Regions from separate parts of the Mus musculus genome. Here region 1 is linked to region 2. A link is a loop called in an ENCODE intact Hi-C map of the cell type or tissue named here. Cell type or tissue: heart. All regions are shown on one strand. Links, peaks and the distances in the headings refer to the core of each region. The heading gives the core; the rest is flanking DNA. Region 1 holds the start of Ccdc153 (coiled-coil domain containing 153). Region 2 overlaps Hyou1 (hypoxia up-regulated 1).

Evidence for each region. Hi-C counts contacts between places; a loop is a spot of excess contacts. Peaks named below come from ENCODE experiments on the same cell type or tissue, not always from the same donor. Only the 100,000 strongest peaks of a DNase experiment are listed, where the experiment ranks them.
Region 1: a loop joins it to region 2, with 7 times the contacts of the local background. A loop is called at or near these places in 6 of 42 quality-filtered maps.

Annotation. Positions count from the first base shown.
Region 1 is chr9:44,237,596-44,242,969 of GRCm38, forward strand. It overlaps Ccdc153 (coiled-coil domain containing 153), which reads left to right and starts at 3,082. Exons shown (of 7, transcript NM_001081369.2): 1 at 3,082-3,128; 2 at 3,403-3,481; 3 at 4,027-4,092. The coding sequence starts at 3,412. In heart, for the core only: a CTCF peak has its summit at 2,073 (motif pointing right); no DNase peak of the experiment used is centred there; H3K27me3 peaks cover 605 bases.
Region 2 is chr9:44,389,564-44,394,891 of GRCm38, forward strand. It overlaps Hyou1 (hypoxia up-regulated 1), which reads left to right. Exons shown (of 26, transcript NM_021395.4): 24 at 14-64; 25 at 1,273-1,323; 26 at 1,426-2,806. The coding sequence ends at 1,487. Among named protein-coding and RNA genes, the nearest start is that of Gm26306, 3.7 kb to the right of the region's middle. In heart, for the core only: a CTCF peak has its summit at 2,097 (motif pointing left); a DNase peak (open chromatin) is centred at 2,118.

The DNA.
Region 1 (5,374 bases), core at 65-5,064, 150 kb before region 2:
ATGCTGACATTAAATATCTGGTTCAAAGCATCCTCCTCGAAGAGCCTCCCAAGTAGCTATGTCACCCTGCTTAGCTCACAGTTCCTGGAGGCCAGTGGATCTCAACCTGTGGTCCCCTAAGGGATCCTCAGGGGCCACCTAAGACCATTGGAGAACACAGATATTTACATTATAATTCATAACAATAGCAAAATTACAGCTATAAAGCAACAATAGAAATAATTTTTGGTTGGGGTTCTCAAGGAACTGTCGGAAAGCGTCACGGCATTAGGAAGGGGGAGAGCCGGTGGTGTAGGCCAAGGCCACTGTGTTTTTGATCAGGTCACATTTCTTTTAATATATAAATAACCAATGTCCTATTTGAATAAAAGTGAATGATTGTCCCTCTTATATATCTCCTCAATACTCTTGTCCAGATCAGGCTGTGGTGCACAGCTTTAATTCCAGCCCTGAAAAAACAGAGGTAGAGGCCCCAATCTAGGAGTTCCAGGTCAGTCAGAGCTACACGTAAGTCCCTTTCTCAAAAGACAAGCAAACAGAAGCCATCCTGGATAGATCTTATTCAAAGGAGGACAGGGAGCCAACAAGATGGCTTAGTCGGTAAAGGTATGTGCTGCCAGACTCAACGACCTGGGTTCAATCCCACAGATCCACATGGGAGAAGGATAGAACCAAGTCCCCATGGGCTGTCCTCTGACCACACACTAAATGTAATACAAGTTTTTAAGATTTAATTTTAACAATCTGAATGTGTGTGTGCACTTGAATGGGTCTTCTCCAAGAGCAGCGTGTACCCTTAACTACTGACCCATTTCTCCAGCTTCCCCAGCCCAAAAAAAAAAAAAAAAAAAATTAACAGAGACAGTGAGATCAGAAACGATCTTTCCTATCGTCGCTTCTAAACTGAAGTCAATAAAAAGAGAAGGGAAGGTTGGCCTTTTTCTCACAGTTTTTATTTGGTTTGTTTTCTAAAGAGGGGCTGAATTGCTGAGCACAACGCCAACCCCTTTCTGGGTTCCGTTGGGACCAGTTCATCACGTGACACATGGCACCTTTTTTTTTCTCCACTTCACCTTGACCTCAAACCACATCCTGATCCTGCACCTGAGAGTCAGTTGACTGAACTCATTTGTAAAATACACGATCTCCTAAAACATGAGGTCTAGGTTGTGTTCTGTCATCCCCAATGTGTCCTTCCAAGCACAAACGTGAGTGACAGAGATTCAGGGAAAGAAGTCCCTGAGAAGCTCCTGGGAAAGGACCGGAGATTCTAAAGGAAGAATAAATGAAAACGTGATGAAAAATGAGATTTCTCCATATCTGAGACCTGTGTACGGGGTCACCAGCCCTACGTTACAGGGGCTGTAAGCATCACAACGACAAGTAGGACTCTTTGCTCTATAAAGTGTCCAGAGCCGGGGCTGGAGACATGGCTCGGCAGTTAAAAGTGAGTCCTGCTCATGAAGAGGACTCGAATTTGGTTTCCAGCACCACACTGGTGGGCTGCTCACAACTACCCGTAACTCCGACTCCAAGGGACTCCAAAGCTCTCTTGTAGCCTCCCCCGCCCCCCGGCACTGTGCTCACAAACCCACACATAAAGAACATAATCAAAAATAAAAATTAAAACTCTCTCTTACAGTATCTAAAGTGCTACGGAGTTAAATAAAACAGGTATTGACCTTCCGCTTGCTCTGGAAGTGATTTCATAGTCCCACATCTTGTGTCTGTTTCGGCAGATTTGCTTCTAATAATATGCAACTGACCAACATTTTCAGGGACTAGAATGGACAGACATGCCTAAAAAGGATCTGTAGGTTCCATAATCCACAGGGAGGAAGGCTTGTTTAAATTCTATGTATGGTGACATTATGGTGCCCAGAGATGGCACAGGTCCAGACGGATCTCTCCCAGATGGAGGGAGGGCTTCCCGTCATGCTTTCTGCCAACAATCAAATTTTAATTATACATAAGATACTAAAAAACACCCCGTAAAGGGGATCTCCCCCAATATTGCCCAAGAAATTACCAACTGCAAACTTTAGGAGGTGCAGGCGGTCAAGCAAGTCCACTAGAGGGAGCCCTAAGCAACTTTATGCTGCAGGGAGCCTGGGGGCTGCTAAACCCCTGCCTGCAGATTAAACCTCATAAAGAAATAGTGGGAGAAGGCAAGATTGACTGGAGAGGGAAAAAGGAGTCCTGTAAACACTGCACTGACGTCTGGGGATTTCAGGAGCTACAAAACTTATACACCAAGAAATACAAGCTGAGCAAAATTAAGTAGCTGAACTCCAGACTCTTGTCTAATTTGTGTTCCTCTTTGTGGGTCAGCATCCTTTCAACTACCTGTGTCAGAACATGTTTCCCTCACACACCACAGTAGCCTTTTTGAGGCAAACCTTCAGGTTGTTGTTTAAAAAAAAACAAAAACAAAAACAAAAAACAAAAAACAAACAAAACATTTATTTATTTATTTTATGTATCTGGTGGTCTTCAGACACACCAGAAGAGGGCATCCGATACCATTACAGATGGATGTGAACCACCATGCTGTTGCTGGAAATTGAACTCGGGACCTCTGGGAGAGCAGCCAAGTGCTCTCAACCACTGAGCCATCTCTCCAGCCCCCAAACCTTCTGTTTTAAAGTAAATAATGTCACTGTGTTCACACGAAACCTCCAGATATAAAGTAGCTGTGATGGCCGCTATCCCTGCTTTCCCTATGTCTTGCAAAACACTGCTCTCCCAGACTGCAAGTTTGTAGATTCCTAGCCTGGAGAGTCTCCAGACCACAGGTAGTGCCTGTGTAGACATGAATAATAGCTATTCGGCTCCTAAGCCTCTTCTTTAGGGCTAGGATATGGAGGTAAAAAGAGAAGCTTTCCTTTGTATGAGCTGATTTAGCTCACCCACCTGCCTGAGTTTTCCAGTTGCCTGGACAACGTGCAGTATCCAGAAACCCAACATCCCAGTTCTTGGTCCCACCTCTTGAGGAAGTTTTACACCTTGGATTGGCTCCCAGGACCCAGGCTCCTCCCTAGACTCAATCTACTTGGGTCTCTCTTTACTGTCCCCATGACATGTCATTTCCCAGGGAGACACCACACAAGCAACAGAAAGTCTTGCAGGTAGGTAGGAAGGAGGAGAGTACACAAGTTGGGGAGAGAGAAGGGATGTCCAGAAGTTTCTCTAAGAAGCTGACTGCTGCACATAGGATTGTTCTCCCTCAGTGATCCCAGCCCTCCCTAAGGGTCCCAGAGACCAAGAAATGAAGCTTCTATAGAAGTGTAAGATGCACTGGGAGACTGGCACTCTGATGCTCCAGAAACCCCCAACCAACTCAGTGTAAGAGTCAGGAAAGCCTGTCTGTATGCTGACCTACATAGGTCTTCCCTTCGTCAGGACAGCGGGATGCCACCTAAAACCAAAGGAAGGGGGAGAAAAGCTGAGGCACGGAAGAAGAAAAAGAATTCAAGTCCTGGTGAGTCACCATGGGTGAAGGCCAGTGCCCCTGCATGTCCATGTCCACACCAAGGTCCTTAGAGGGAATCCAGCTCCCTGGGCAACAAGACAGAGGGCGTTTGTTTTGGTTTTGTCTTTTGTTCTTTTGACACAGGGTCACTAAGAAACCCAGGCAAGCCTCAAACGTATCCTCCTAGTCCTCCTAGTGCTGGGACAGCCTGGTGCTCACAATGCCTGGCATTAGTTAGGCATTGACACCACAGTTGGCTAAAGTGAGGCTCTCTTGCCCTCCTCTTCAGAGCCCTGAGTTCAGATTCGGCCAGGCTGGGGACCGGAGACTGCCTCTCTCCCCCTGGAGCCCCCTCTAGTCCTTTGCCTCTGTCATCTGTTTCACCCTTCTTTTGAGCACACACCAAGTACAAGGCAGTGAAGGCTTGGCTATGAATTTGTCAGATTTTGGCATTGGGTATCAGTGATCTTCCCCCATCCTGCAAAAAGTGCGGGAGGAAGACAGGGCAGGGGCGAGATCAGCGTAGCCTAAGACTCCGTGGTTTGCCACGACAGGTGTGGAGGCTGAGGCCAAGCACAGGCTGGTGCTGCTCGAGAAGGAGCTGCTTCAGGACCGCTTGGGTAAGGAGTGTGGAGCCTCAGGAGACAGCAGCAATGACAGGTCCTAGTCAGGGTTATCACTGCTGTGAAGAAACACCACAACCAAAGCAACGTGGGGAGGAGATGGTTTATCTGGCTTGCGCACCCAAAGCACTGTTTATTATTGAAAGAAGTCAGGAGAGGAGCTAGGAGCCTGGAGACAGGAGCTGATACGGAAGTCATGGAGGGGTGCTGCTAATTGGCTTGCTCTCCATGGCTTGCTCAGCCTGCTTTTTTATAGAACCCAGGACCACCAGCAAAGGGGTAGCACCACCCACAATGGGCTGGGCCCTCCCCATCATTCACTGATTAAGAAAATGCCCTATAGGCTTAACTATAGCCAGATCTTATAGAGGCATTTTCTTTCTTCCTTCCTTCCTTCCTTCCTTCCTTCCTTCCTTCCTTCCTTCCTTCCTTCCTTCCCTCCCTCCCTCCCTCCCTCCCTCCCTCCCTCCCTCCCTCTCTCTTGTTTGTTTGTTTGTTTTTTGAGACAGGGTTTCTCTGTATAGCCCTGGCTGTCCTGGAACTCACTTTGTAGACCAGGCTGGCCTCGAACTCAGAAATCCGCCTGCCTCTGCCTCCCAAGTGCTGGGATCAAAGGCGTGCGCCACCATGCCCGGCTTCTAATCTTTTTTAAAAAAAGATTTATTTATTTTATGTACATGAGTGTACTGTCCCTGTCTTCAGACACTCCAGAAGAGGGTATCCCATTACAGAAGATTGTGAGTCACCATGTGGTTGCTGGGATTTGAACTCAGAACCTCTGGAAGAGCAGTCAGTGCTCTTAACCGCTGAGCCATCTCTCCAGCCTGAGGCATTTTCTCAGTTGTGGCTCCCTCCTCTCTGATAATTCTAGCTTGTGTCAAGTTGACATAGAACTATCCGTGCAGCCTTGGCATACGTGGCATCTCTGGGTTCTTGGGGAACTGGAAGTGTGGACTATGTCCAGGGCTAATTCTCTGTTGGCAAGGATTGTGAGGAAGGGCTAGACAATGAAGATTGATGAAGAAGTTGTTCTTCCCCCTGACTCTGAGAACGCAATCACAACCCCATTCAGGATAGGTAAGTAGTCTACCGTGAAGCTAATCTGCAGCTCGGGAAGCCATTGTTTTTTAGTAGCCAGAACACGGAGAGACTATTGACTCTGTAGGAATGAAAACTCTGTGGGTTTCAAGAGGGTCCAGGGAGAGACACTGCATAAGAGGTTGACACTGCCAAGTTCCCAAAGAGAAGCAGAGTTCAAGGCTATGGTGATTGATTCTAT
Region 2 (5,328 bases), core at 1-5,000:
GGTTTCCCTCTAGGCCAGACTGAAGAGGCGAAACCCATTTTAGAACCTGACAAAGAAGAGACTGGTGAGTTGGGGACCTGGGGAATGAGACATTTCATTAGTCTAGGGGCAGGCAAATTGGCAAGTATGCTCTATTTCAGGTCGGTGAATGTGGTGGCCTTTAGTTTTTAGAAGCATTGCGTTTTCTTTGGAAAAAAAACAAGGGCAAAGACAGGCTGGGGAGATGGCTCAGTGGTAAGTGCTTAATTGCACAGTGTGAGGCTAAGAGTTGAGATCCCCAGCACCCTTGTAAATGCCATGCAGCCAGGCTGCCCATTTACTATGCCAGGTGGAAGAGAAAGGTGGCTAAAGCAGGTGTGTTAGCTTATCTAGATGAAGTACCAACTCCAGATTCAAGTGAGAGACCTTCCCCAAATATATAAGAAAGTAAGCAACGAGCCGGGTGTGATGGCGCACACCTTTAATCCCAGCACTTGGGAGGCAGAGGCAGGTCTTGTCTACAAAGTGAGTTCCAGGACAGCTGGGGCTATACAGAGAAACCCTGTCTCGGGGCGGGGGGGGGGGCGGGGAAGAAAGCAAGCAAGCAACGAGGAAGAAACCCTGCATCAACCTCTGGCCTCCACATGCATGGGCAAAACATATACTTTTTTGTTGTTGTTTTGTTTTTGTTTTTTGAGATAGGGCTTCTCTGTGTGTAATCCTGATTGACCTGGAACTTGCTTTGTAGACCAGGCTGGCCTTGAACTCAATAGATTCACCTGACTCTGCCTCTCAAGGGCTGGTATAAAGGCATACACTACCACACCTGGCTTATATATTCTTTTTTTCTTTCTTCCTTCCTTTTCTTTCTTTCTTTCTTTCTTTCTTTCTTTCTTTCTTTCTTTCTTTCTTTTCTTTCTGACTGTTTCTTTCTATAGCCCTAGACCAGAGAAATGTAAAAATTTGTGGGAGAAAGGTCTGGAGAGATGACTCAATGCTTAAGAGTTCCGGCTCCTCTTCAGTGAAGTCAGTTTCTGTTTTCAGCTTGTAGCTGATGGCTCACAACTGTCTGTAACTCCAGTTCCAGAGGACCTGATTCCCTATTCTGGCCTCCCAAGGCACATATATAGTGCACAGGCATATGTGCAAGCACAACACCCATAAACATTAAATAAAAATTTAAAAAAGAAAAAAGGGAGACACCCCAGATGTGGCTCACACATCTTCTATGTGTACCACTGGATTTGTAGGTCTCACTTGTTTAGTGACTGGCCTTTTCCTTCTAAAATGCAGGTACGGAACCAGCAGACTCGGAGCCTCTGGAATTAGGAGGTCCTGGAGCTGGTAAGAGAGGAGCCTGGGGCATTGGCAGCTTGTTAGGGTTGGAGGGAAAGAAGAGGCTGTTGAGCCTTACACTGCTATTCTCCTCCCCTCCCCCTCCAACAGGACCTGAACAGGAAGAGCAGTCAGCAGGACAGAAGCGGCCTTCAAAGAACGATGAACTATAACCCCAGCTCCTGCCTTCCGACTTGGCTCCAGCCCCTTCTCCTACCACCTCTATTTATTATACATCAGGGTTGGAGTGGGGGTTGGTCCCTCAGGGGCTCAAGTTCCTTCTCTCAGCTGGGACAGGAGGTGGCTGCTCAGTCCTAGAGTAGCTCTATGGGTGAAACCGGCTCTAGTTCTGTCCCCAGCCCCACCCTCTGGTCTCCTACTCTCTGGCCCTGTGTTTGGGAAAAATCACTATTATGTCTTAATTCTTTGCCTGTGGGTAAGTGAGAGAATGGCTGCCAGTAGTTGTTGGAGACCTGGTAGTGGGAAGGATGTTATGGGTCACTGGAAAGTGGCCAGTCTTCACAGCATCCTTTCATCTTTTCCTCTTCCACAAAATCAGTGTCCTGTTTGGGCCAGTGTCTACAGAGCCTCAGTCCCACTTGGTTTCTGAGTGCCTCTTTTCTCTTCTGTGTCTTCTCTTCCCTTGTCCTTCCTCCTTGGCTCTTCTGTCCTTTCCTTCCCTGTGCAGACAGGACTATGGTCTTCTTGCCCAAAGACTTTCATCTGGACTGTCTATAGAGTAAATATGCTCTCATGGTTCATGCGACCCCTGGTGGCTGGAGTAAGCGGGGAGCAGGCAAGAAGGGAAAGCCCTGTAGCCCTGAATGGGTTGTTGGACCCAGGACAGTACAGGTCCGGAGAGTGGCTGGCAAGGATGCAAGTATACTGCAGGCACTCGACATCCTTGTCAGCCCCAGTTCCTGTGACACCTACCCCTTCATGCTCTTTCCTCCTTCCCCCTGGGCTGACCAAAAATGTGCTATCTACTGTGAGCCCCTTTCCCAAGACCCTGGGGGACGGAGAGACCATGGAGTGAATGTAAAAATGCCACCTCACTCTCAGGCAAGCTTTGTGGGTAAAGACGAGGGGTCAGGGTTCAACTTGACAGTGTACTTCGCTAGGAAGGAGAGGCCCTTGCCTGCTATAACCATGCCTAGAGTGCCTGTCCTCCAGTATTGCACCTGTAGCCGGAGCTAGGGCCACCCCAGTGCAGGGGCAAAGCAAACCTGATGTCAGTCGTTTTGTCTTTTCTACCCCAACCTCACCCTCTCACCCTACTTTCCACCCCCCACCCCGCCTTTTTTTTTTTTTTTTTTTTTTTTTTGTGCCACATTGGCAGAGGGGCCTATAGGTCCTTCACTGTTCCCTCCTGTGTGTTGGAGTTCTTTAGTTAGCAGTTCAGGCTGGTTGGACAGGTTTGAATCAAATTGTACTTTGTTCCATTGTTAATTGAGAAACTGTTTCAATAAAATATTCTTTTCTATAGGTTGTATGTGTTTGCTTCTTCCCTCCCTTGTTTGTCTGTTTGTTGTGTGTTTTCACACAGGTAGTGTATGAGTCAGGTTTCCTGAGGTTGGCCTTGGTTTCCTGACCCTCCTGCCTCCACCTGTCCAATGCTGAAATTGAGATACCACATACAGGTTATTTTTAGAGATTCATTTTATTTGATTTATATGAGTACACTGTAGCTGTCTTCAGACACTAGAAGAGGGCATCAGATTCCATTACAAATGGTTGTAAGCCATCACTCCAGTCCCCAATGCAGTTTTTAGATTTGGAATTTGGTTACATTGAAAAAAAGTAATTGTTTGCTGTAACAATCATATTTAATGTGATAAGATAGAAAGTTCGAAATCCATACCAGAAAATGGCTTTTCAATGAATCTGAGAAGCCCACTGCCAGACTTGGGTGCACAGTTCTTGTGATCCATGTGTGTCTCTTACTGCCTTATCTCGAATCTGTACTGAAACATTACCAGGCCTTTGACCCAGCATTCTGCAGGCAGAGGCAAGGGAGCTCCTGGAGTTTAAGCCCAGCTTGGCTTGCATAGCAAGTTGTAAGCCATCCCGAAGCTTACCATGAGGCCCTGTCTCAAAATACAAAGCAACTGGGAGGTGGCAGCACAGGCCTTGAATCCCAGTGCTCAGGAGGCAGAGGCAGGTGGGTCTTCAAGGCCAGCCTGGTCTACATGGACTCTGTCTCAAAAACAAAACGAAACAAAATCTCAAACTTAACACAAGTGGATAGATGAACCAACCAGAGAGAGATCTGTGAACAGAAAAAAATACAAAGCTGGTCACACATGGTGGTACAGGCCTTTAAGCCCAGCACTCAGGAGGCAGAGGCAGGCAGATCTTCCAGGCCAGCCTGATCTACAACGGGAGTCTAAGACATGCAGGGCTCATACCGTGAAACAATGTCTCAAAAAGCCAAAAATAAAAATAGTTGGAGAGACTGAACAAAGGCACCTGTGAGTGACAGTTCACATCTGTGAAGGGAAATTACTTATTGGTGACTGACAGCTAATGAAAATGAGGTGGCTAGCTGGGCGTGGTGGCACACGCCTTTAATCCCAGCACTCGGGAGGCAGAGGCAGATGGATTTCTGAGTTCCAGGCCAGCCTGGTCTACAAAGTGAGTTCCAGCTATACAGAGAAACCCTGTCTCGAAAAACAAAAACAAGCAAAAACAAAAAATGAGGTGACTTATCATTTTGTAATTGGTAAGTTCCAATATTGTAGAAAGACACAAGCATGCTTAGGCTTATAATGGTACACTGGCTTTTGTGTGTGTGTGTGTGTGTGTGTTTAGTGTGATTGTGGTCATGTGGTTGAATGAGAATATTTTTGTTTTTACAGCAATATAGCTCAAAATTGAAATTGAAGTTTAATGATACAGCAACTAGCTTTCATACGGGCATGTTATGGATATTTATTGAGGGAAATTAGGTAAACTTTACCTAATGTTTGTCGAAGTCAAGTTATTCTTGAAACCTTGGGGTAGGTTTGAAACTTCCCCAAATAAATAATAGATTGGTTAGTCTGAGTAGTAATTACAGAGCTGATACACAATGGGGGTGGACTTTATTTTGTGAGGTTTGTCTTAACACATGAGAGAAGTTTAACACATAAGAGAACTTTATTTTTTTTTAGATTTATCTTAACATGGAATGCCAGATTTTAAGAAAAAATGTATGGGCCTGGAGAGATGGCTCAGTGGTTAAGAGCACTGACTGTTCTTCCAGAGGTCCTGAGTTCAATTCTCAGCAACCATATGGTGGCTCACAACCATCTGTAATGGCATCAGATGCTCTCTTCTGGTGTGTTTGAATACAGCTACAGTGTATTCATATACATTAATAAATCTTTTTTTAAAATGTATGGCTGGGCAGTGGTGACACACACCTTTAATCCTAGCACTTGGGTGGCAGAGGCAGGCAGATTACTGAGTTTGAGGCCAGCCTGGTCTACAGTGTGAGTTCTAGGACAGCCAAGGCTACACAGGGAAACCCTGTCTTGAACACACACACACGCGCGCGCGCGCGCACACAGACACACACACAGACACACACACACACCACCAAAAAAAGTACTGACTTCTCTTCCAGAGTTCCTGAGTTCAATTCCCAGCAACCACATGATGGCTCACAACCATCTGAAATGGAGTCTGATGCCCTCTTCCGGTGTGTCTGAAGACAGCTACAGTTGATTTACTCATAAGTAAACAAACAAACAAATAAATCTTAAAAAAAAAAGTTTAGCTATCCCCCAGCCCCAACAAACAATTTCGTTTAGTTATATGTGTATGCATGACATCTGCACACATGAACTAGAGGTGGTTGTAAACCATTCCATGCAAGTGCTAGAAACCAAACTCCTGTACTCTGCAAGAGCAGTGTGTGTTCTTAAGTGCTGAACCTTCTCTGTCTTTTAAGTGCTGAGATTACAAGTGTGAGCTAATATGCCTAAGGGGAGATTCCCTGTTCCAATTCAATCTCTCTCTCTCTCTCTCTCT